Linked DNA regions of Homo sapiens: region 2 is linked to region 1. Evidence: chromatin loops called from intact Hi-C (ENCODE). Cell type or tissue: A673. All regions are shown on one strand. Links, peaks and the distances in the headings refer to the core of each region. The heading gives the core; the rest is flanking DNA. Region 1 has its middle 160 kb from the start of REG3G. Region 2 has its middle 45 kb from the start of REG3G.

Evidence for each region. Peaks named below come from ENCODE experiments on the same cell type or tissue, not always from the same donor. Only the 100,000 strongest peaks of a DNase experiment are listed, where the experiment ranks them.
Region 2: a loop joins it to region 1, with 2.0 times the contacts of the local background. A loop is called at or near these places in 5 of 110 quality-filtered maps.

What each region holds. Positions count from the first base shown.
Region 1 is chr2:78,856,620-78,868,200 of GRCh38, reverse strand. No RefSeq gene overlaps it. Among named protein-coding and RNA genes, the nearest start is that of REG3G, 160 kb to the left of the region's middle. In A673, for the core only: CTCF peaks have their summits at 6,242 and 6,441 (motif pointing right); a DNase peak (open chromatin) is centred at 6,460.
Region 2 is chr2:78,974,520-78,986,100 of GRCh38, reverse strand. No RefSeq gene overlaps it. Among named protein-coding and RNA genes, the nearest start is that of REG3G, 45 kb to the left of the region's middle. In A673, for the core only: a CTCF peak has its summit at 6,268 (motif pointing right); DNase peaks (open chromatin) are centred at 5,030 and 6,300; H3K27ac peaks cover 1,571 bases.

The DNA.
Region 1 (11,581 bases), core at 3,754-8,753:
AGGAACAAGTGCATACATATTATTGAGTAGAATTTTTGCTCTAAATTCCAGTTCTTACCTCTAATAAATTATGTAATTATTAATAAATCATGACTAAGTAACTCTCTCCCTGTTCCTCTTCCCTCCTTCCCCACCCCGGCAAACCCTCCAAATCACATCCCAGCATTTCTTATTTTGATGGAAGGTAATAGTTTGTAAATGCACATCTATAGAGGTAAGGCAAAAATTCCAAGGTTCTTGGTTTCTTTCATTACAATTTTACGTCACCCTGAGCTGACTCTAATTTTTAACAAGAATGTTTACATCCTGTTTTAAATTTCGTGATTGGTTTCTTTTAAAAAAAAATTCATTCCTATATTTTTCCTTCACCATTTCACTTCGTAGATAATTTCGGTTGTATCTGGAAGATGAGAAATGGAGATAAGGAAAGGAGAAGAAGAAACAAATATAAATAAATGTTCAAGCTGCCACTTTTTCCTGTAGGTGTTGCTGAGTATCTGTGTTGTGTGCTGACTTCAGCATGATGCCTCCCTTATTCATCTGCCTAAAATGGTTTGCAGCCCCATGAACCAGACTGGGACTGGTGGTAAGGCTGACCCTGCTGGCATCTTTGAATTAAAAAGCAACACAGCAAACAACAACAGTGAGCAGCCTGTATCCACTAGGGAGCTTCTTTCAAATCTTATTTTTTTAATTAATAATTTTTAGTTTACTGAATGAAACAAAACTTGCAGCCTAGTCTGCATCAATGCAAAATAAGCCATCTATAGCAAATGATAAAGAACTGGGGAAAAAGGAAAAATAAAAAAAGCACTAGAAACAAAACAAAACAAGATTCCCTCGGAAAAAAAATCAAAACATTATTATTTAATTTGGGAAGTTTTATTTATTGGAAAGGTTCTTTCAAGGGAACTTTTCTGCAAGACCAAGCAATGTATGTATTTTTCTTTGATAAATTACAATTTGCATTGTTACAAAAAACACATGGGGACTAATCTACTTTGCTCTAGGACAGTTAAAGAAAATGTATTTTATCCTCACAAATCCGGTTAAGCCTTCATTTTATTTCTAAAAGTTTAAGGAAAGTCTAGTCTACCAGTTATAAAAATGAAAATCAGTTAAATTCTAATATGAACATTATTTAGTTTATAAAAATAGATTTGAGTTTAGGAAAAGTTAATGTTGAACAACTAGTAATTTTGACTTCAGTTCAGCAGGTATAATGAATTCCTTGATTTTTCAAGCCTGACCCTGTTTCCTTGGTTAACAATGACAATTTAGGCCTTACAGGAAAAAATGTAAGAAATCTTTTAATTGACCTCTTTCCAACTAGGTAAGTTACTTACTAAGAGAAAATAAGTCTTTATACTATTGATAGCTTAAAAAGTAACATCCTACCATTATTATAAAGGACTTTCCCAAGAACTGCTTTATTTCCCCAATCTTATTTGGTGGAAGTCAACAGAAGTATCTAGCGTTCATTTCCAACATCAGATCAAAGCATCTTAACACAAAGCCAAATAATAATAATAAAAAAGAAAAGAAAAACAAAGAAGAAAACCCTTAACTCCCCCAGAGAAGAAAGAAGAAAAGGTTCATTTCCAGAAGAATTTTCTAGAATTTTCTAGTAGTGCCATAAAGTGTAAATATACTTCTTCAAGGAACATATCCAACCTAAATCTGAACATCTATTCCTCTGGATTTTCCATTTGCATAATTACCAAGTAAAAGTATCTTTAGTTTTAAATCTGTTTAATAAGTCACTACACAGTTTGCTTCAGAAATGAAATGATGTGGTTAGTTAAACACATCTCAATTCTTCAGATCCAAAATCTATTATAAAATATATTTTAATAGATGAATACAATGGATTTAAAACTTTATTTTCTGATGCCAATGAAATCATCTACTGATAGCCTAGAAATAATGAGACAAATGTATGAAGAGATTTTAGGATTCTTTATTCCAAGGACAGAAAAGTCTATCATAATCCATTTCACAATGATGTTGACTGCTGCACTATGAAAAGAGCCAGACTTCAGATATGGAAGGGTGCCTTTCCAGGATGAGTATGCAGATAACTTACTAAAGAGATTTGTCAAAGAAGTAATAAGCAAAAATCAATGCATTACTCGTTAATTTATAAATCAGTCCCTATAGATCCTGAGAGCACAAGAGGCCTAGCTTCATTCATAAGATTATAAAGCTCACTGTTGTGGAGAGAGATTTAAAGCCATATTTCATCCATTCATTTTTGTTTATCGTGTAGAGAAAAGATTTAGATGTTCAATCGAGATGAGAGGAAAAGCACTTGGGGAAAATTCAGTGACGTTCCGACAGTTTGATGACGTGTTTTCTGCCATGAAAGCAGTAGGAGTAATGCTGTCTGGCATCGGTGGCAAAATTTAATCACTCCGCCACACAGCAGAGCCTCTGCGGTTTATCAGCCACATTGGTGCTTTGCAAGAAAAGGGCTTTTCTTCATTACGACGATGTCATTAGGAGTCTGTTGACATGTTCTTCATGTTAACTTTCATGATATGCTTTTAGGTAATACATAGCCATTTTACCTTCATTTTCACTAATGTTATATTATTATCAAGGTGACCAGGGATAAAATGAAAGAATTTAAGACTGTGGATATTTTTGTAGTTCCCTTTTGGAGATCATTGGGCAATGTTGCATCTTTTTGTCCTGGAGGGAAAGGGTGCCCCTACTGCTCACGTTCTGAAGGAACTTACCTGAGGACACCGATGAGGCTTACCTTTGCATTTATTTTCTTTTCATTCTGAGTCCTTGGAAGAGGAGGCTAAGGGTAAAGCTTGCAAAGACCTGAGGAGGTCCAGCACTGAGGGTAAGTGTTCCCTAGTCCTGTAGAGGTAGGTTTGAAATGGTCAGTAACACAAACCTTTTACTATTTGCTACAGCTTTCACTGCAGTAGTGGGGAACTGTGCATGGATTGTTGGGGACAACTAGCATTTGTGGCCATAGTTCTAGAGTCTTTTAGTAGGCTCAAGAGCAACAAGGACTGATACTTTAGGCTCCAGAAGAGCAGAATTTCTGTCCTTAAGCCTGACAGGGTCATCAACAATAGCCAACCATGGCTTTGGCTGGCTCCACTAGAAGAATGATCCCTTGGGGGTCATTTCCAGGGGAGACAGCAATGTGGTGGTGGTAAAATAAAAACTCTAGAGCCTTTTTCAGAAAAAGTACATGTGTGTTTACTCGTTTACTAAAAAGTATTTAAAATTTAAGAATCGTAGGACTCACATCAGGGAGGAGTCTGCATTGGCAAGTGGATATTTACTGAGCACATAATTTGATATTCAAAGATGAGTAGGGCAGAGTCCTTCCCTTGAACTTACTGATTCACAGGGGAAGTGGACACATAAGCAGATCATTTCTGTTTAAATAAATGGCATAATAGATATAGTGGAGATAAAAGTAAGGGATTAGACAATTAACTGCTATGAGCATTTATTTTCTCATCTTTAGAGTGGGGCTCACAATAGCTCCAAACTATCGCTGTGATGATAAAATGAAGGAATAAATATAAAGTACTAACCACAGTGCTTGAAACTCAAGTTTTCTTATCTGTAAAATAATAGTTTTTTTCACCTCTAAAATACTGTGATTTCTTGAGGTTTTGGTGAAGCCTGAGTGAGGCAATGTGTGTAAGCACTTAGTACATTGCTTGGCACATGTTAAGCACTCAAAATTGTTCGCTATTGCTCTTGTTGCTGCCATTGCTGTTCTCATGGCGCAAACTCACGGCAGGTGATTCAGTGTGTGACACATTTGTTGGGGTAGGAAGAAGGAGGCTGTCAAAGCAATCTTCCCAGAAAATACAATATGCAAGGTGATTTGAAGAATGAAGAGCTGTCTGACAAGTGAAAAAGATGGAGATAAGGCATTCTAGTGCATTCAGTTCTCCCATGCAACTTCTACCTGTAGGATTTATACAATGTCTTGTCTCTGAATATTTAACTCCTGGATGAGCCAGTAGGACAGGCCTTTAGAACTATGCCGGCAGCTTTGCTGATGTGAATGTGTGTGTAACTGTGCACAGATAACATGCTTAAAGTTAGAAAACCAGAATTTTTATAACATTAAGTGAGAGCTATTAAAGACAGGAAAAGAAAAAGAGAATAAAAATGTGCTTTAGTTAGTATCTGGGTTATAAAATACAGAAATTCCATCAAGTTAGTTCAAATAAGGAGGTATTTACGATGTGGAGACATGCATAGCAATAATGAAGAATATAAGGGCCCACAGTGAATTCAGGCCTGAATAAAAGGCCTGACATTTTTTTCTTTTTCTTTTTTTTTTTTTTTTTTTGAGAGGGAGTCTTTTTCTGTCACCCAGGTTGGGGTTCAGGGGCGCGATCTCGGCTCACTGCAACCTCTGCCCCTGGGTTCAAGCGATTCTCCTGCCTCAGCCTCCCGAGTAGCTGGGATTACAGGTGTCTGCCACCATGCCTGGCTAATTTTTTTTTTTTTTTTTTTTGTATTTTTAGTAGAGACAGGGTTTCACCATCTTGGTCAGGCTGTTCTTGAACTCCTGACCTTGTGATCCACCCGCCTTGGCCTCCCAAAGTGCTGGGATTACAGGCATGAGCCACCGCGCCTGCCCAAGCCCTGCCATTTTAAAGAGATTCATGTTTCACAGAGTTTAGCCAGAGCTAGATTGCATAGGTTTTTTTACATGTCAATTCCACCTGTCATATATTTTCTACAGTTACTCCAAAATTCTGCCATGCCATATCTTGGTATTGTTGGTGATGTTTTGTGTTTTCTTCTTATTATGTATTCTTGATGGTGCTTTTGTGAGATACCATCACAAAATCATGACGGTTCTGGGGGCTGCTAGCCATATTACAATTTTAAACCTATTTTCCTAGGTCTCTCTAAAACTTTAATTAGTGCTTATTTTATTGCTGTATTATATGTGAATTTATTTGTTATTAGTTAAGCAACTTGGGTATAACTGTGGTGCAAGCAAGCAATTTTGATTAATTTTATCTAATTTGGTGCAGTAGTAAAAGTGAACTGTTTTCCAACAATTCAACCATGGAAGGGACAATGTCAATAATCTTCTTTTTTACTTAAGGGTGGTCCAAAGTCTGGTCTAGATTTTTCATTACTTATTGTATGAAAACATCTAATGCTGAATTATAACCTATAAACTATTATAACCAGAAGATTCGCTGTATGCATATGTGGTGCATTGTTCATTCACCCTACAACCCGGTAAGGGACCCTCAGTTGCACAACACTAGCTTAGAAGAAAGCAGGATGTAAATTTGTGCAAATACTGAAGGGCTACTTTGAAAAACGAGGAAGATGACTATCTCTCTGCTTTCGAGGTTGCTGGTTTTAACAAAAGGTGCTCCAAGTACTCTTTTCACTAATATTTCCATTTACATGCAGAAAAAGTTCACATGTTAAGCCATTTCTTTTCAGAAAGAAAGACTCCTCCAAACTCCAGATTTAACACCCACTGCTGTTTGGCAGTTCACACTTCTAGGCCAGAGAGTCATGTCTTATTCTATGTGACTACTAGAAACTCATGTCTTCACCTAAGCAAATAGCAGGCCCTCAATAGATATTTATTGCATATGTAAATCACAGCAAAGTGTGGGCTCAATCCTTCTGAATTAATTCTTCTCTCTCTTTTTCATTGTTGATAGTATCATGAGGTAAACAACAACACCTATAATGTTCTAGTTAAAAGACCAAATGGACCCTCAACTAACTATGGAACCCTGATTATGGTTCTCTTTGCAAGTAAACCAGCTAGGAATAACTTTTTTTTTTTTTTTTTGAGACGTAATTTCGCTCTTTTTGCCCAAGCTTCAGTGCAATGGCATGATCTTGACTCACTGCAACCTCCGCCTCCCGAGTTCAAGCGATTCTTCTGCCTCAACCTCCCGAGTGGCTGGGACTACAGGCGCGTGCCACCACTCCCGGCTAATTTTTTTGTATTCTTAGTAGAGATGGGGTTTCACCGTGTTAGCCAAGATGGTCTCTGTCTCCTGACCTCGTGATCCACCCGCCTCGGTCTCCCGAAGTGCTGGGATTACAGGCATGAGCCACCGCACCGGCCCCAACTAGGAATAACTTTTTGCAGAATGCTGCCTTGGTAATTTAGCTCCTTCATGATGGTCTCTCTTTCTCTCTCTTCCCTCTTCACAAGTGCATGATAGTCACATTTACTCCAATCCTTGAAAGTATACTTTCACATCCAAAAGTTACTAAGGACTTTCTTGAAATGGATGGTATATAATGAAATGCTGTCTGCTCAGCCCATAAGGATTTCTGAAAAAAGAGAACCTAAGCAGTAATTTTGGATTATACTGCAATAGTTCATTCCATTGATGAAATCAATAGCTACTCTGGTCGCTGAATTAATAATGTTGAGTTTGCGTGTAATGTAACCAACTACCACAAGGGGGAATAAGCGTCTCTGTGTAGGTATGGTGGGAAACTGCCCAACTTTAGGCGCTCCATGTGAGTCTTTCTCGTAGGAAAAACAAACACTAAATAAATCTGGATATTAAAACTAAGATAAGTAGTATCAAACGATACTAAATTATTGTTGTATGCATTACATTTCAGGATTTCAGAGCTAGAGTAATTGTGAAGCTGTAATTAATGATTTTCAATGTTGTCCTATTCTCTACCTTCCCTTCCAGGTTTAACCTGGGATTTCCTAGTTTTTGTAACCTATAAGAACTAAATAATAAAACACTGGACACTTTTGAATCTACACATAAAACCCTGTATACTGCTTCCTTCTCACGATAATCAACTCCAAAGCATGCATTCTGTGGGACATATAAATGGTTCATAGCCAAGTAGGCTGATAGATTGCAAGATGCAACAGAGAACCAGAACAAAAGAACAATAGGCTTAATAGCTCTGAAAAGAAAAATAAATTTCATTCTTTTTATCTCCTGGTTATATACACAGGCACATCCAAACTCCATGATGTTCCCATGAAGGGTTATTTACAAGCAGAAATTTATACATTTAAAAATTATGTATGATAATTTTTATATTTCTTAATTGAAAATAAAGACAAGGACAATGTTATTATGAAAGATAATACAAAGGTAATAGAACAGAATTGTAGAACTTTTTTCAGAAAAACATATGTAATTTTTATTTAATATCAGTTAAAATAGGTATGTGAGATAAGGATTGACCTGGAAAGACACTCAGAGAGAAATAATGCTGGTTAAGTATCATGGAATGAGTGACTTCTGTGCAGTTTGCTTGCTGAGAAACCACAATCTTGATTCAATGGTTTGTTGAAAGTTGATATGGCTTATCTTTCTATCTAGAACAATTTCTGGGGTTGTTGTTTGCTGTGTATCTTTATGGAAGAAGATGGAGAAAGAATAATTAATTTAGAATGATTACGTTGCTGTCTTTTTAATATTAATTCATTCATGTGATAAATGATTACGAAGGGCCCCCTGTTTTCGCTGTGCTTAGTGCTGCAGACTAGGATAAAATCCCCAGCTCCCACGGAGTTAATGTTCTAGTTGGATGAGATAAAGAGTCAACAAAACGGCGGGGCGCGGTGGCTCATGCCTGTAATCCCAGCACTTTGGGAGGCCGAGGTGGGTAGATCACCTGAGGTCAGGAGTTCGAGACCAGCCTGGCCAACAAGGCGAAACCCTGTCTCTACTAAAAGTACAAAAATTAGCCAGGCATGGTGGCGGGCGCCTGTAATCCCAGCTACTCAGGAGGCTGAGGCAGGAGAATTGCTTGAACCCGGGAGGCAGAAGTTGCAGTAAGCCGAGATCTTGCCACTGCACTCCAGCCTGGGCGACAAGAGTGAGATTCCATCTCAAAAAAAAAAAAAAAAAAAAAAAAAAGTCAACAAACCGCAATTGAAATATATACTATTGTACATTGTAAACAATGCTGTGGAGAAAAAGGAAGCCGGCAAAGCCACTAGGGTTACAACTCAACAGGCAAGAGTGAAGGAGATTGTGTGACAGGGAAAAGAGTACAATATAAGACTGGGAAGGTGTGTGTGGAGGGTGATGTATCAAGGAGCAAGTGATAGGCCCCTGCAGAGACATTGGCTACATTTTAACCTTTGGAAATATCAATTGTTCTGCAGTCAAGACCCAAAGCCAACAAAGCCATATATAACTGGAGAATGGTCTTTACTGTGGTGAGATCGGGGTCTCAATTTTTTCATTTCTGCTGAGACTCGTGTTTCTCTGGCTATTTTTGTTTCATGCTTTCTTGCACTGATTTATTTCTGGGTATCAGGGATATTGTGACTAATGTCAGAGAATTAATCACCTCTGGAATTAGTTCTAGTTTGTATTTTAATAATTTCCTCATCATTCTATATTATTTTAATAGACAAATTACAATTGTATAAGTTTATGAGGTACAATATGATGTTTTATATACACGTGTAGACAATACAAAATAATTAAATAAAGCTAATGAACGTATCCATACCCTCACTTTTTTAAAATCATTTTTTGTAGTGCAACCTGTGAAATTTGTACTCTTAGCTACTTTGGAATTATTGACTATGGTCATTTTGCTGTGCAATTGTTCTCAAAAACATATTCCTCTTTTCTAACTGAAATTTTATACCCTTTGACCAACAACTCCTCAGTCTCTCCTCCCACAACAAGGCCCTTGTAACCACCATTCTACTCACTACTTCTATGAGTTCAAATTTATTAGATTCCACATCTAAGTGAGGTTGTGCACTATTTCTCTTTCTGTGCCTGGCTTATCTCATTTAGCGTAATGTCCTCCAGGCTCAGCCGTGTCACCACAAATGATATAATTTCTCTCCTTTTTGAGGCTGAATAATATTCCATTTTGTACATATACTACATTTTCTTTATTCATTCATCCATTTATGGACCCTTAGGTTGATTCCATATCTTTGCTATTGTTAATAATGCTGTAATAAATATGGGAATACAGTGTAAATTGGGGGAAATTTACATTCCCACCAGCAGTATACAATGGTTCTATTTTCTCCACGTCCTCCCTCAATACATGTTATTGTTCATCTTTTTTATAGTAGCCATTCTAACAGGTGTAAGGTGACATCTCACTGTGGTTTTAGTTTGCATTTCTCTAATGATTAGAGGTTTTGACCCATTTTTAATAGATCTGTGTGCCATTTGTATGTCTTCATTTGAAAAATGTCTGTTCAGCTTCTTTGCTCATTTTTAACTGGGTTTTTTGTTTTCTTGCTGTTTAGTTGTTTGAATTCCTTATATATTTTGTGTATTAACTCCTTATCAGATGTTCGGTTTGCAAATATTTTCACCCATCCTGTGTATTGTATCTTCACTTTGTTAATTGTTTTATTTTCCTCATCACTTTTGACTTTCCTTCTATTGTGGCTTCCAAAAATATGCATTATTTTGGACTAAATCATTAAATCATTTTTATAATGGACCTAAGATAGAATTTTCTTATGAACAAGGATATGTTATGGACCAAGGAACAAATTTTGCTTCACTATTGATTTCTTCTGAATCCAGGGGTAGTTAGAGTGATCCTTGTTAGGGAGATCTGGGAATACTTGCAATTTTGCTTTATAATATCACAATAGTAGATCCATAAATCCCAACATTTTATTTTTCCTGTCTCAATTCTCTTGCCAGATAATTTATAAGTTATACAGATTATGAGATAGGCTGTCTTCATTTAAGTGAAAAATGGGGAGAGATTTACAATGAGTAAATAAAAATATTTGATAAAATATATCATTACACAGAAAGAAATGTAATATGCATAAAATATTTTAATTTTTATATTAACATTAGCTTTTAATTTATATAGTATCTGTTTCATAATACATAGGATTGTTAAAAGCCACATTCTGGAATGGTTTTCCTTTTTGCGACATGCTGAGGAAGAGACTGAAGTCGGAACTGCCGCTCTGAGGTTTTGGTCTTCCTGTCCAGCTATTAAGGCTCTCTGCTTAACTGCAGTGGTAGAAAAGTCACTTATCTCCATGCTTGTGAGAAGAGTCACTTCCAGCTTGAATTCAGGGTAGAAACTACACCCAATGATGACACCTCAGGTAGAATACAATTAAGCATTTCTTGTTTGTTGTGGCCACATTTTAATCATTTCATGCTCAGTATCTGAGCATTGGTTCCAGAAAACCAATGTACAAGCCAGCTTTTTCTCATTTTCTACCCTACGGTACATGAACTGCCACTCTAGCTGCCACCCAGCATTGAGAGAACTGGTTTCATGATGAGTTTTCCCCACAGTACTTCTTTTCTTGGTGTTGAAAGTATTTAAAGAACCAGGCAGTCAATTACAGACTCCTACCTAGAATGCTTTAATTGGAGAGCACTGCACAGAAAAATATAACACAACCTGTAAATGTCAAGCTATATTTTTAAATACATTTTGACATTAAAATCATGCAGATTTATACAATGCTTGATAAAAAGGGACAAGGGACAGCAGTTCATTTTTATTTTGCTATAGTTAAGAAGGCCTTGGTTTCACACAGGGAGGAAAAAACAGGACTTAGCATTTGGAGTAAAAACTATATGGTAGGCATGATGCAATGCATACGCACGTATATTAGCCCATGTCTTATGGGTTAGGTTTTAGAGTCTTAATAGGTAGATATCACTTTATTCTACAGATAAGAAAGTGGAAAAATGGACAACATACTGAAAAAATAATGCTTGGCTTTTCATATTATATACAAAGAAGATCCAACTTCTTGTTCACCCAGGAGCTCTATATTTTCTCTTCTATAATTAGCAAAAGTTTCTTCATTAATACATATGCTGTAATTATATGTGGTTTCATAAATAAACCAGTCAATTTTATTTTATTTTATTGTACCTGAAGAGAAGATTCCTTCCTCTGCTGTAATATCTACAGAACCAAATTCCCTTTTGCTTTTCTTGGAGAGAAGCTTAGTAGTTGTGACAATGGACTAGAGTCCTGCTATGCTGATCAAGTTGGAATACAATGAAACCAAATGAAATATCTGACCCTTGTTTATAGTCCAAGGCAAGGTGCCTAATCAGACCAAAATTTTGCAACACAGCATGACTCTGTTTACAGATATCCTCAGCGCTGTGAGAACAATTACGATCTTATAAATGGTAACTCTTAACCCATTCATGGGCTTTGCATTTAAAACCGTCTATCTGCAAAGATAACTGCAAATCAAACTAGGTTTTTATGTGTGCCCATTAGTGTTTAGAATTCTGTAGTAGGCATAATTCTAAAAATTCCTGCAAAGCTTTCAAGCCTCCAAATTCACAGAACTTAAGAAAGTGATGAAATATCACTCCCGTGATTGTTTTATGCTATATGGTATGGTTGACTTTAAAAAAAGAGAGCTTATCTTGGGACTTGTGATCTAATCAGATGAGTGTGTAAAAACAGAGAACTTTCTATAATAGCAGTAGATAAGAAAGGCGGAAGGAGTAGTCAAAGATGTTTGACAAATGAGTAAGTTTCAGTGCACTATTGATGGGTTGAAGATAGTGGGGTATCCCTGAAGTTGAGAATAGGCAAGGTCTGCTCCCGCAAGAAACCT
Region 2 (11,581 bases), core at 3,551-8,550, 120 kb before region 1:
CTTTTAAAATAAATGTTTTGGCAAATAAGATGTCTAACATGAGAAGCGCAGGCAGGCTTCTCTTGTCCAAATGGAAAGTGGTATGTAATCTGTGTCATATTTTTTCCTACTGCTTTTTGTTGGGATAGGCTGATGGCTCAATTTATGGAAAAATAATTGCATAAACTATGAGTCTTGAGTGATGTATCAGTCAGGATCTCCAACTCTTCTCCTCTGTATGTAACTCTTTCGTGGAAGTTAGAATACAGTTTGAGGATAGTTTTGATATGGTGTCTGTGTGCTCTTCTAACCCATGAGTTCCTTAGGGAAGAGACCAGTCATGTTTGTTTTTGAGCCATCAGCACTTTTGAGCAGTGCTGACTTCCTCACAGTAGGAAAGCAATATCTATTCATTGACTTGAACAGTTGAATTAATCTGAAAACAGGAATAAAAACCTATCAGAAAAGTGGAAACAATAACTTAACAGTCATAAGGAGTACCAAAGACCTAAAAGTTATCAAACACATACATTGGTTAAAAATAAATGAAATGCACCTGGCAACTGGTTTAACTCTTTACTTAGTTGTTTTCATGCCTTTGAATGCTTGTTATTTTCTTCTTCCTTAAAAATAATGGGTGACTTAATCAGGAACACTGGTGTCTGATAAGTGGTGTACTTGACTTTTCATTCTTTTCTTTTTTTTCTATGAAACAGATTCTGACAGAGACCCTTCATTTTTGATCTATTCCTTGAAGAGGTGGCATTGCCTAACAATTTTAAGCCCAGTGCCTTTGTTTCCAGAGACTTTTACCTACGTTAAATGCTGTGGCTAAATGCTGTGGCTTTACCTATGTTAAAATGCTGTGGTGGTATTTCTGCAAGTTATAGAACAGCTCCAGTCAAATTGGCTTTGAAATAAAAGGAAAATAGTAGCTAACTGAGCTATAAAGAGTTATCTTATAGGGTTTTGGAACAGTTTGTTCAAGATCTCAGCTTCTTTCTTTTGTGAAGCTGTTGCCCTGTCCATTTTTCTATGCTTATTAGCTTATCTCTCAGATTTACTTTTATTATGGTTAAAACATTTTCAGCAGTTTGAACTCTTACATGTGTGTACTGAAATGTCTGAGTGAATAGAGTGTATCATTGACTTACATTTCCCAGAAAAAGGTTTGAAATTTATTTGTTCTATTTGTTTGGAAGCCTTGGATCACATGATCACCTGTGGACCACTCGTAGGAGTGAGGGAAAAGGATTGGGTGGACAGGCTTAGACAAAGTTCAGTATTCTTTCCTGGCAGTTGAGAATGGAATCACATTTCTTGCAACAATATTGGCGAGGAAGGGAAATCAGGGCGTTTTCTTCCTCTTTTTTTCTTGCCATTTATATGTTGGAGAAATAATGCCGTTTGTTCTGAAAATTTCTACGATTCTTGATTTGGCCGATTGCATCCTCAAGGTGTTATTTGACACACTTTCCAATTCCCTGTGATTCCATCGTGCTGAGCGTGATGATGAGTGGTGTACAAAGAATGAAGAGTCAAGTATGCCACTTATCAGCGTGGGGGTGAGGGAGGAAGCAGATCATGACTCAAGTGCCACATATCTTATTTTTATTTTTACTCTGATTTAGTAGATTTTTTTAAAAGTGGTTTTTATTTGCTGTATGCCCATAGTACAATTTTCAGAGACTTAAAATGCTTCTCATTATGTAAATTTCCCCAGTTATGACTGCTTTGCTGGAAAGTGAGTCCATAGAGCTCTGCATGTCACCTTTTTGGAAGTGGAACTCGATGTTATGCTGGATATATTTGAACTTGCTTTCTGCCATCTTTCTGATATATAGTTGTTCCATTTTTGTATGCATTTTGCCTTGTTTGGGTTAAGATTTTTTTTTTGTTTTTTCGTTTCTTGCTTTATAGAATTTTCTCTCAATTTGTATGGAATGTATATAGGATATTTCTTTGATTGATTATCTTTGAAATTTTAACATATATGTTTAGCTTAAAAAGTGTCAAATTAAATTAGTCGTCTTAAGTGGGGGTGGTGATTTTGTCCCCAAGGTATGTTGGGTAATGTCTGGAAACATTTTTCTGCAACTTCCATGTAGTGGATAGAGGACAGAGATCCTGTTAAACATCCTACAGTGTGCAGGGCAGTCCCTCACAACAAAGAATGGGCTAGCTCCAAATTTCATTGGTGCGAGGTTGAGAAAACGTAAGTTAAACAAGAACTGAATCCCCCATTTGTATTAATATAAGGCACTTAGAATGGTTCTCCTTCCTTATTTACATACTCTTTTTGTCCAGTATTTTAGTTCTGTCCTGTATTATTGTTAAATCCCTCACTCACACACCCATTGTTTTTATCCCTCTAGTTCCTGTTTACTATTTATAGGTTTTGAAGCTTTCCCTACATTCTTAAAACCAGCCGAGCTACAAATGCAGTCAGTATCCTTCCTAAGATTTAGGTGTACTATAGTGACAGGGCCACTTAGAATACCTAGTCAACTGTAACACCAAGATAGAAGTCCCCTCTGTCTCTTTTAGCATGCCATACAAAAGTATACTCAATAAAAGATATTTCATTGTAACTATCATGCCTGAAGTTCACAGGTTAAGGAAGGGGTGAATGCACCATGTTATTTTGCAAATTGTGCTTTGCAATGAAGCTTATGCTGGCAAATGGTCAGCACCAGGAAACTCTGGAGGATTGCAAGGTAACAAATACTGGTGTTTTCTGATAAAAGTCAAGTTGGTGAAATCGGCCTGTTCTACTGTGTTGCCTACATAATTTGCTTGTCTGTGCAGCCAGATTTTGAGTTCAGATTCTTCAAGATAAAACCACCTCCATTTCTTCTAGACACTGATGGATCAACTTTATAAAACACCAGTGTATAATAGCAAGAACAGGTGCTTGATTCTTCCCTATTAGGGGCCCATCTTGCCGAAGGATGGGTAGTCAGTGCTGTCACTGGGTGCTGTGCAGAGCTGTCAGGTGTAATAGCTCATCTTTGACTTCCTTTGTTTTGGGAACCTATTCTTGTCAGAGTTGGAATAAGTAATTTGAACACTTTAGTTACAGCCAGCAGAAATGGAATCAATACATGCCAAGATTAACTTCAGTGATTAATCCCAGAATCAATGAACCAAATGATTATCATTTCTCTCAGCTGAAAATTCTGGGATAGAAGATTGTGATTAAAGAGCTGGGTTAATTTTCATCGGCTGGCTTCTGCAGCAGACGTAGCTGAAGCCACTGGTTTGTTTTGTTTTTTTTTTTCTTTCACTTCCTTTGCCTTGCAATTGCTCCAGCAATACCTTCATGCTGCAGCCAATTCCTGTTTCACACGGTGGGGTGTTCAGAAGCCAGATTTGACAATGATGAGAGGCAAAGTTGACTTAGCCTGGGATGCTAAATCTCCAAGGAAAATGCTAACCTAGTGAAACTTCTAACTTTTAAATCAGAGTGATTATTCTGACTCTGTTATGGGTAGGCGGGTGTTCACTGTCTTTCAAAGGAGAGCAGAAGGAGGCTGGAAGAAAAGCTGGGGATATAGCAATTTCAGTAGAGGTGCTTCCAAACAATGACACTAGGCATAATGTATCCCCTGCAACTAGTAGGACTGTGGGGTTACCATGTGCCAAGCATGGTGCTCAGTGTTTCATGTATCTTTTTTTTTTTTTTATTTAAAGATCATATCAACTCTCTGTGGCAGGTGCTGTAAATATCCTCATTTAACAGATAAGTAAACTGAACCTTAGTCACTGCATTATCTTTCCCTAAAACACACATTTAGCTTAAACTCAGGTTTATCTGATTCATTATCTTCTGGTTTCAGTTGCTTAAGATCATCCAGATATGGCTAGGGGAGATGGCTCTTTTTATGGGTTCAACTGTGTCTCCCCACAAAGATATGTTAAAGTCACAACTCCTAATACCTCAGAACATGACCTTTTTGGAGATAAGGTCATTGCAGATGTAATTAGTTAAGATGAGCTCATAATGAAGTAGGGTGGACCCCTGACCCAATATGACTAGTGTCCTTATAAGAATACATCCATGTGAAGACAGACACAGATGACAGAGGATTGGAGTGAAGCATTTACAAACCAAGGAATGCCAAAGATTGCCCACAAACCACCAAGCTTCAGAGTGAACATGACCCTGACAACACCTCGATTTCAGACTTCCCAGCCTCCCAAACTGTGAGACAATACATTTCAATTGTTTTAAACCATTCAGCATTAGTGGTACTTTGTGACAGCAACCCAAGGAAACTCTTGGGTTAAAGGCATATGCATACACGTGTTATTGGAAAATGTATTAAAATGAGCAAGCAACACATAATGCCTAAAGCCCTCTGTGTATAGAACACAATGTCCAAGAGTGATGGCAAAGTCACAAACTTGGTCTGTGTGCTTGGCTAACAAAATGCTTGTGATTTATTTCTCATATACTAATTGCCAGGCGTTATCTGGGCTGAGAGTCCATGTCACAAGATGAGCTCTAACTCTGGAGCCAGACCTGCTTTGATATGAGGCTTTATCATATCTGAGCATTGAGACCTTGGGGGAAATGACTTAATCTGTCCTTTGTCTCGGTTCCTTATCCGTGAAATGGGGAAGATGATCCTAAAGAGGTTGTTGTGGTCATCAGGTAAGCTAATTCATATAAGGTGTTTAGACAGTGCTTGGCATATAACCAAAGTTATTGCTGTGCATTCAATAACTGTGTGAGGTGGGTAATGTGATCCTAATTTTATGAATGAGGAAATGGAGGCTTAAAGGGGCTAAGTTATTTCTCCAGGACCGTAAAGACAATAAGTAACAGAAGGGGCATGGAACCCCATGTTCATGTCTCCAAAGCTGGGAGTACTTTCGTCCCACTGCACTGCCTCCCAAACCAGAGCATGCAGCCTAGTCTTGAAAATAAGGAGCTGGTGCACATCAGAAGATTAATATGAGTACGTGCAATATGTACCAAATGAGTCCCATGGGTAGCCTGACCATCCACTGAGAGTGTTCTTGTCTTGTTGGGACACATGGAGGTTTCTCTCTGGAGGAAGTGGGATTTCCTGTCATGTGACATGGTTGAAAGAGCTGGTCCCCTCTCACCATGTCAGAAGCATCTATCAGTCTGACTTTAAGGTTCAATAACTTTGGAGAATACTGTACTTGAAAGAGAGGGGAAGAGCACACAAAGGGGAGGGGAAGTTGAAGACGGGTAAGTTCCGTTTCATCTCCCATTAGGCTTATGAAGTAGGGTGATCGGAGACTGGATATCAATATTTTTAAAAGCCTTGTTGGCTAGAAATGTCATGATTTTTTTTCTTCTTGCTGTAGGGATGGAATAATCCGCACCCCCTAGAGCCAAACATAACATTTCAGTGGACCCTTTTTTATGCAAAGCCAAAGCCAAAATCTAGCTTCAAAATGGAAACGTTTAAGACAATGTGGAACTAAATGATTTGCTTACATAATAATCTATATGCCATTTTTATTGTGGACCAAACTTCAGGTTGAAAAGGGAAGATTGGCATTTCACTCTTAAGTATTATTTGCCAGGGTAGACACACATATCAATCACATACACTGAACATTGGGATGGTGGGATGTGTTAAAACAATTTGAGGTTCCAGAATCAAAGAACACCATCTGTGAGAGTGAAACACAAAAGCCACTTCAAATAAAATGTTCCTGAACTCTTAGCCTCAAATCACTTTGTTGATAAAATTACTGAGCTTGTTCCATTTATATCCATATTAACTTTTAACCTCTGCACCATTCCAATAGTAAAAGATTAATCACACAGACTAATGATGCGGATTAATGAGGGAAAATCTGAATCACTGAGAATACCAATGCCAAAAGTGTTGAACAAGAATGCAGTTTTATTATTTTCATGTGGCATATATACAAATACTAAGTAGTAAGTTCCAAGTATAAAGCTTTTTTAACAACCCCACATGATATAATGTATTGAAAATACTTCCACATGTTGAAAGATTCCTTGTACACGTAAGTGAATTATTGAATTGCTGAAGGAAGCCTTAAGAATCTTGGCTGCCAATTTTAGTCAAGATCTCTTTTAGTTGCGTGAGCTTGAGTATACACAGAGGAATTATCTTGAAATTTAACTCTACAAGACCCTCAACATTTAATCAGACATTCACAATTAATAGGTTAGTAACTATCAATATTTTCTGATATATCTAAGTATGCTGTCCGAGAAAGTCACCATTGCTTTGGTTTGGGAAGGTGTTCCTTTGTGTAAAGAAGCAGAGGACCAGCAGGTGGCAGTGTATCCCCACCTGTGGGAGGAGAGTTCCTTGGTCATGCATGAAAAGCCCCCCGCTCAGGCTGGAAACAAATAACATAAAAATATTTCTTTACTCTGTGGAAAGTGGAAATTCATCAACCATTTTCTTTTTTTCTTCACACAGCTGTAGAGTGTTGGTGAAGTACCTCCTCTCAGAGTCCTTGTCTTTTGGGGTGACACGGCCCTGCCAGCTCACAGGTCCTCGGGTGCCCTTGCCATTTCCCAGGGCGGATATTGCAAAGTCCTGCCAGAGACCACTCAGATGCCTGTGTCACAGTCGCCCAATATGAAGTGTGTGCTCTCCAGAAAAGCAGTATCCTCCAGCACACTCTCGGGTTAATAGAAAGGGTGCTAGGGGAACACAAGGGATCCCAATTCCTCACTGCCTGAGATGATAAAACATCCCTGGGGTGATGCTCAGCAATGCAAAGACATGAATGAATAAGCTGGAAGGAATCTTGGAGTTCCTGGCTATCCTCTTCATTTCAAAGAGAAAGCAACAATGGCAAACCAAAATTATCCACCCCAGACCACCCAGCTCATTATGTGGTAAAGGCAAGACTAGCACTCAAGTCTCCTTGCAACCCAATTAATCTTTTTTCCCATACGTTTACAATGCATTGGTATTAGGCAAAGAAAAGTTCGGCCGGGCACGGTGGCTCACGCCTGTAATCCCAGCACTTTGGGAGGCTGAGGCAGGCAGATCACCTGCAGTCAGGAGTTCGAGACCAGCCTGGCCAAAACGGTGAAACCCTATCTCTACTAAAAATACAAAATTAGCCTGGCTTGGTGGCGGGTGCCTGTAATCCCAGCTACTCAGGACGCTGAGGCAGGAGAATCACTTGAACACCAGAGGCGGAGGTTGCAGTGAGCTGAGATCACGCCACTACACTCCAGCCTGGGTGAGAAAGAGAGACTCCATCTCAAAAAAAAAAAAAAAAGAAAAAAGAAAAAAAAAGTTCTGAACAGGTCAAGGGAAAGGAAATGCTTTTGTTGACTGGTTTCTGTATTCCAGGCACTGTGCTTTTTTCTTTTGTACGCACAGTCCTTCAATCCCCAGCTGCTAGCAGATGTGATTATCTTTTCATATATTCATCACCTGAAGTGCAGAGGGGTTGCATGAGTTGCCTGAATCACTTGGCTAGTAAATGGTGGTAGAAATTTGTGTCTCACACTTGCAGAGAGAAGCAAGAGTCAGTTTTTAGAAGTCTTTAAGCCCTGAGCAGGGAGGAATGTGTAAGGATTAGAGGACCAGCATCAAAGGTTGGCTCCTCCTTTGTCTTTGTAAATACTACTCTGCCTTTCATGTTGTGCTTTCCCCAGTCCCATTTTACATTGGAATCTTCCCACAAAACTTTCTCTGAACAATCCATCTCAAAGTGCTTAATCCTCTGAACAAATGTATTATTTTTGCTTATCAGGCATGTATCATTTACTGCTTTTAAGAAACAATGATCTCTTTGTGTAAAAAATAATATTTTCTTCCAGTTTGATGATAGGTGATTACAACTATTCTGATTGCATGATGGATTAAATATTTAAGAAACCAGTTGGGGTTTACAAAAATAGAATGAATCCCTTCAGGGAACATTGATAATACTCTCTTAAGACTGATATTTTCTAGTTCTCTATGTTGAGAATCTTTTAGAATGGGGATCAGTGCCCTCAACTCTCCACAAGTGTTGAACTAGTGACCTGGTACATTGGTCGGGCTACCCTTGACAGCTGCAGGCATGTGGCTTTTCTGGAGAAATGAAGCAACTGTCAACTTTCCCATAGTCTAGTTTCTATAATTCATGCAGTGTGCACTGTGTAGAAGGTGGATCCTGGGATAGCAAAACCAGAGTGACTTAGATTATATAGGCAGTCATATGTGGACTGGCGTGTTAAAATTCAGTCACCAATGGAGTAGCTTAGAGCTAACTCCTCCCAACAAAGGAATTGCATGTTGAATGGCAACCATCATCACGCACAGTAGAAGTCTCTTTTTGAGGAAGTATTTTTTCTAGGTAAAGAAAGAGGAAGTGGGCCATCGGTGGTTAATTTACTGTGTTGAGTAACACTGAAAGTTTCCTAGTTCCCAAACAGGGTGGACTAGTGAAACTAAGGTGATTTTTCTGCTCATAAGGTCACACTTATGTGTTATACTACATTTCTGGGAATCTTGTCATAAATCTGCATCACAAAAAGTAACCTGTATCTATCTCTCTAAATCCTGAGACTAAGTCATATACTAGGTATTTTATTCCTTGAAATACCAAAATCAGAAAAGGTAGAATGGAAAAATATATAGCTTTAGAATCAGACAGGAGTGAATTTGATTCTTGATACTGGCATACATTAGTCACTTGAGCTTACATATCACATCAGATCTCATTTTTCTGCCTATGTGCAAAGTGAGGATAATAACATCAGCGTTAAAGAGGATTGGATGAGGGAATGTTAAGTTTGTGAAGCATCTAGAGTAGTACATGCCATTTAATAGTTGCTTAATATAAAACAATAACAGTTATATTAACCAATGAGGCAAGGCCACTTGAAAACGGCTTGCCATTGAGAAGAGAGGGAGAAACGGTCCTATTTTTTAATGGCAGGCCAGTTGCTCACTCACTTGTTCTTTCATTCATTCGCTCACGCACTCACACACAGTATTTTACAAAACCTGAGCTAGGTACAGTTATTGAATGACAACGTGGTAATTTCTTAACTTTAAAAATGAATTATATTGAGATATAATTTTATATTATACAAACATATTTTCAAGATAACAAAGATTAGAGAGAATAAATAAAAATGGAAAATAGAGAAACAATAGGGAACATCAACAAAACCAAGAGCTGGTTCTTTGAAAAGATCAACACATTTGATAAACTTTAGCTAGATTGTCTAAGAGGAAAGAAGATTTGAATTACAATCAGGAATGAAAGAGGGGATGATTTTACAGAAATATAAAAATAATCTTAAGAGTGTACTATGAATAATTGTACACCCAAATTGAATAATTTAGATGAAATGGACAAATTCCTAGAAACATACAACCTACTGAGACTGAATCATGAAAAAATAGAAAAGCTAAATAGACATAGACCTAAAACTACTAAAAAGACTGAATTAATAACCAAAACCTTTCAAGAGAGAAAAGTCCAATATTAAATTACTTTACTGGTGAATTCTACCAAATATTTAAGAATTACTACCAATATTTCTCAAACTGTTGCAAAAATTTGAAGAGGAAGAAATGCTTTCTAACTCATTCTATAAAGCTTTTCCTCTAAGAAGCAAGATAAGGATGATTTGCTTTTGACACTTCTTTTCAACATAGTACTGGAAGTCCTAGCCAGAGCAATTAGGCAAGGAAAAAAAATAAAAAGTATTTACATTGGAAAGGAAGAAATAAAATTATTTTTGTTTGCAGATAACACATTTTATATTTAAAAAACCCCAAGATATTACAGAAAAACTGTTAGAAATAATAAATAAATCAATAAATAAACAAATTCAGCAAATTTGCACGATGCAAATTCAAGACACAAAATCTTGTGTTTCTATATTGTGACAATGAACAATTTGAAACTAAGAAAATAATTAGAAAAAATTAAGTAAACAATTCAATTTATAATAGCATCAACAAGGGTAAAATACTTAGGAATAAACCTAACCAAAGAGGAAAAAGACCTGTACATTAAAAACTACAAAACACTGCTGAAAGCAGTTAAAGAAAACACAAATAATTAGGACTACATTCCATGTTCATGGACTGAAAGACTAATATTGGTAAATTGTGAATACCACATGAAGACCTACAGATTCATATAATCTCTATAGAAATCTTGATGACTTTTCTTTCAGAAATAGAAAAATCCATCCTAAAATTCATATAGAATTTCAAGGAACCCTGAATAGCCAAAACAATCTTGGAAAAAAAAATGAAGTTGGATATCTTATACTTCCTGCTTTCAAACTTACTATAAGGCTATGGTAATCAGAACACCGTGGTACTGATATAAAAGCAGACACATAAGCCAGTGAAATAGAATACAGATCCAGAAATATACCCTTGCATATATAGTCAAGTGATTTTCAACAAGACTGCCAAAAATATGATGAAGAAAGTGTAGTCTTTTTCTGCAACAAATGGCATCAGAAAATCTAGATATTCACACATAAAAAAGTTGGATTTTTACCTTACACCATATGCACAAATTAACTCACAATGGAAGGAAGGCCCATATACAAAACCCAAAACTATTAAATTCTTAAAAGAAGACATAAGGTAAAAACTTTATAACATTTTATTTGGCAATGACATCTTGGATGTGATATCAAAAGCACAGGCAACAAAATAAAAAAAATAGGTAAGTTGGATAAAATTGAAATATTCTGTGCATCAAAGGACACTCAAACTGAGTGAAAAGGCAACCCAAAGACAATCCACGGAATGGGAGAAAATATTTGTCAATCATATATCTGACAAGGAATTGATATCCAGAATATATAAAGGACTCCTACAACTCAACAACTCAACAACAAAAAGCTCAGACAAACCAACTTAAAATACGGGCAAATGATCTGAATGTATATTTTTCTAAAAAATATACACAAAATAGCCAATAATGAAAAGATGCTAAACACCTGAAATGCAAATCAAAATCACAAGTAGATACTACCTCAAGCCCATAAGAATAGGAACTATACATAGATATATAAGTATGCATAATATATTTACATGTATATAATATCTATACATATATAAATGTATTTGAATTTGGTAAAGATGTGGAGAAATTAGAACATTTGTGTATTTCTGGTGGTATAGCCACTACGGAAAACAGTATGGCAATTCCCCAATATATTCAAAATAGAATTACCATATGATTTGGCAATTTCATTTCCGGATTTATAAGAAAATGAAATATGATATACTCAAACAGGTGTTTGTACACCCATGTACACAGCAGCATTATTTACAATACACAAAAAGTAGAAGCCACCCATATGTCCATGCACAGATGAATGGATAAACAAAATGTGGGGTGTGTGTGTGTGTGTGTGTGTGTGTGTGTAATGAATATTACTGAGCCTTAAAAAAAGAAAACTGGCACATGCTACAATATGGATGAGCCTTGAAGAAATTATCCTAAGTGAAATAAGCCAGTCATAAAAGGACAACGTTGTATGATTCCACTTCTATGAGGTACGTTAAGTAATCAAATTCTTGGAGGAAGAAAGGAGAATGGTGGTTGCCAGGGGATGGGGAAAGGGGAGAAAGGGGAGTCAGTATTT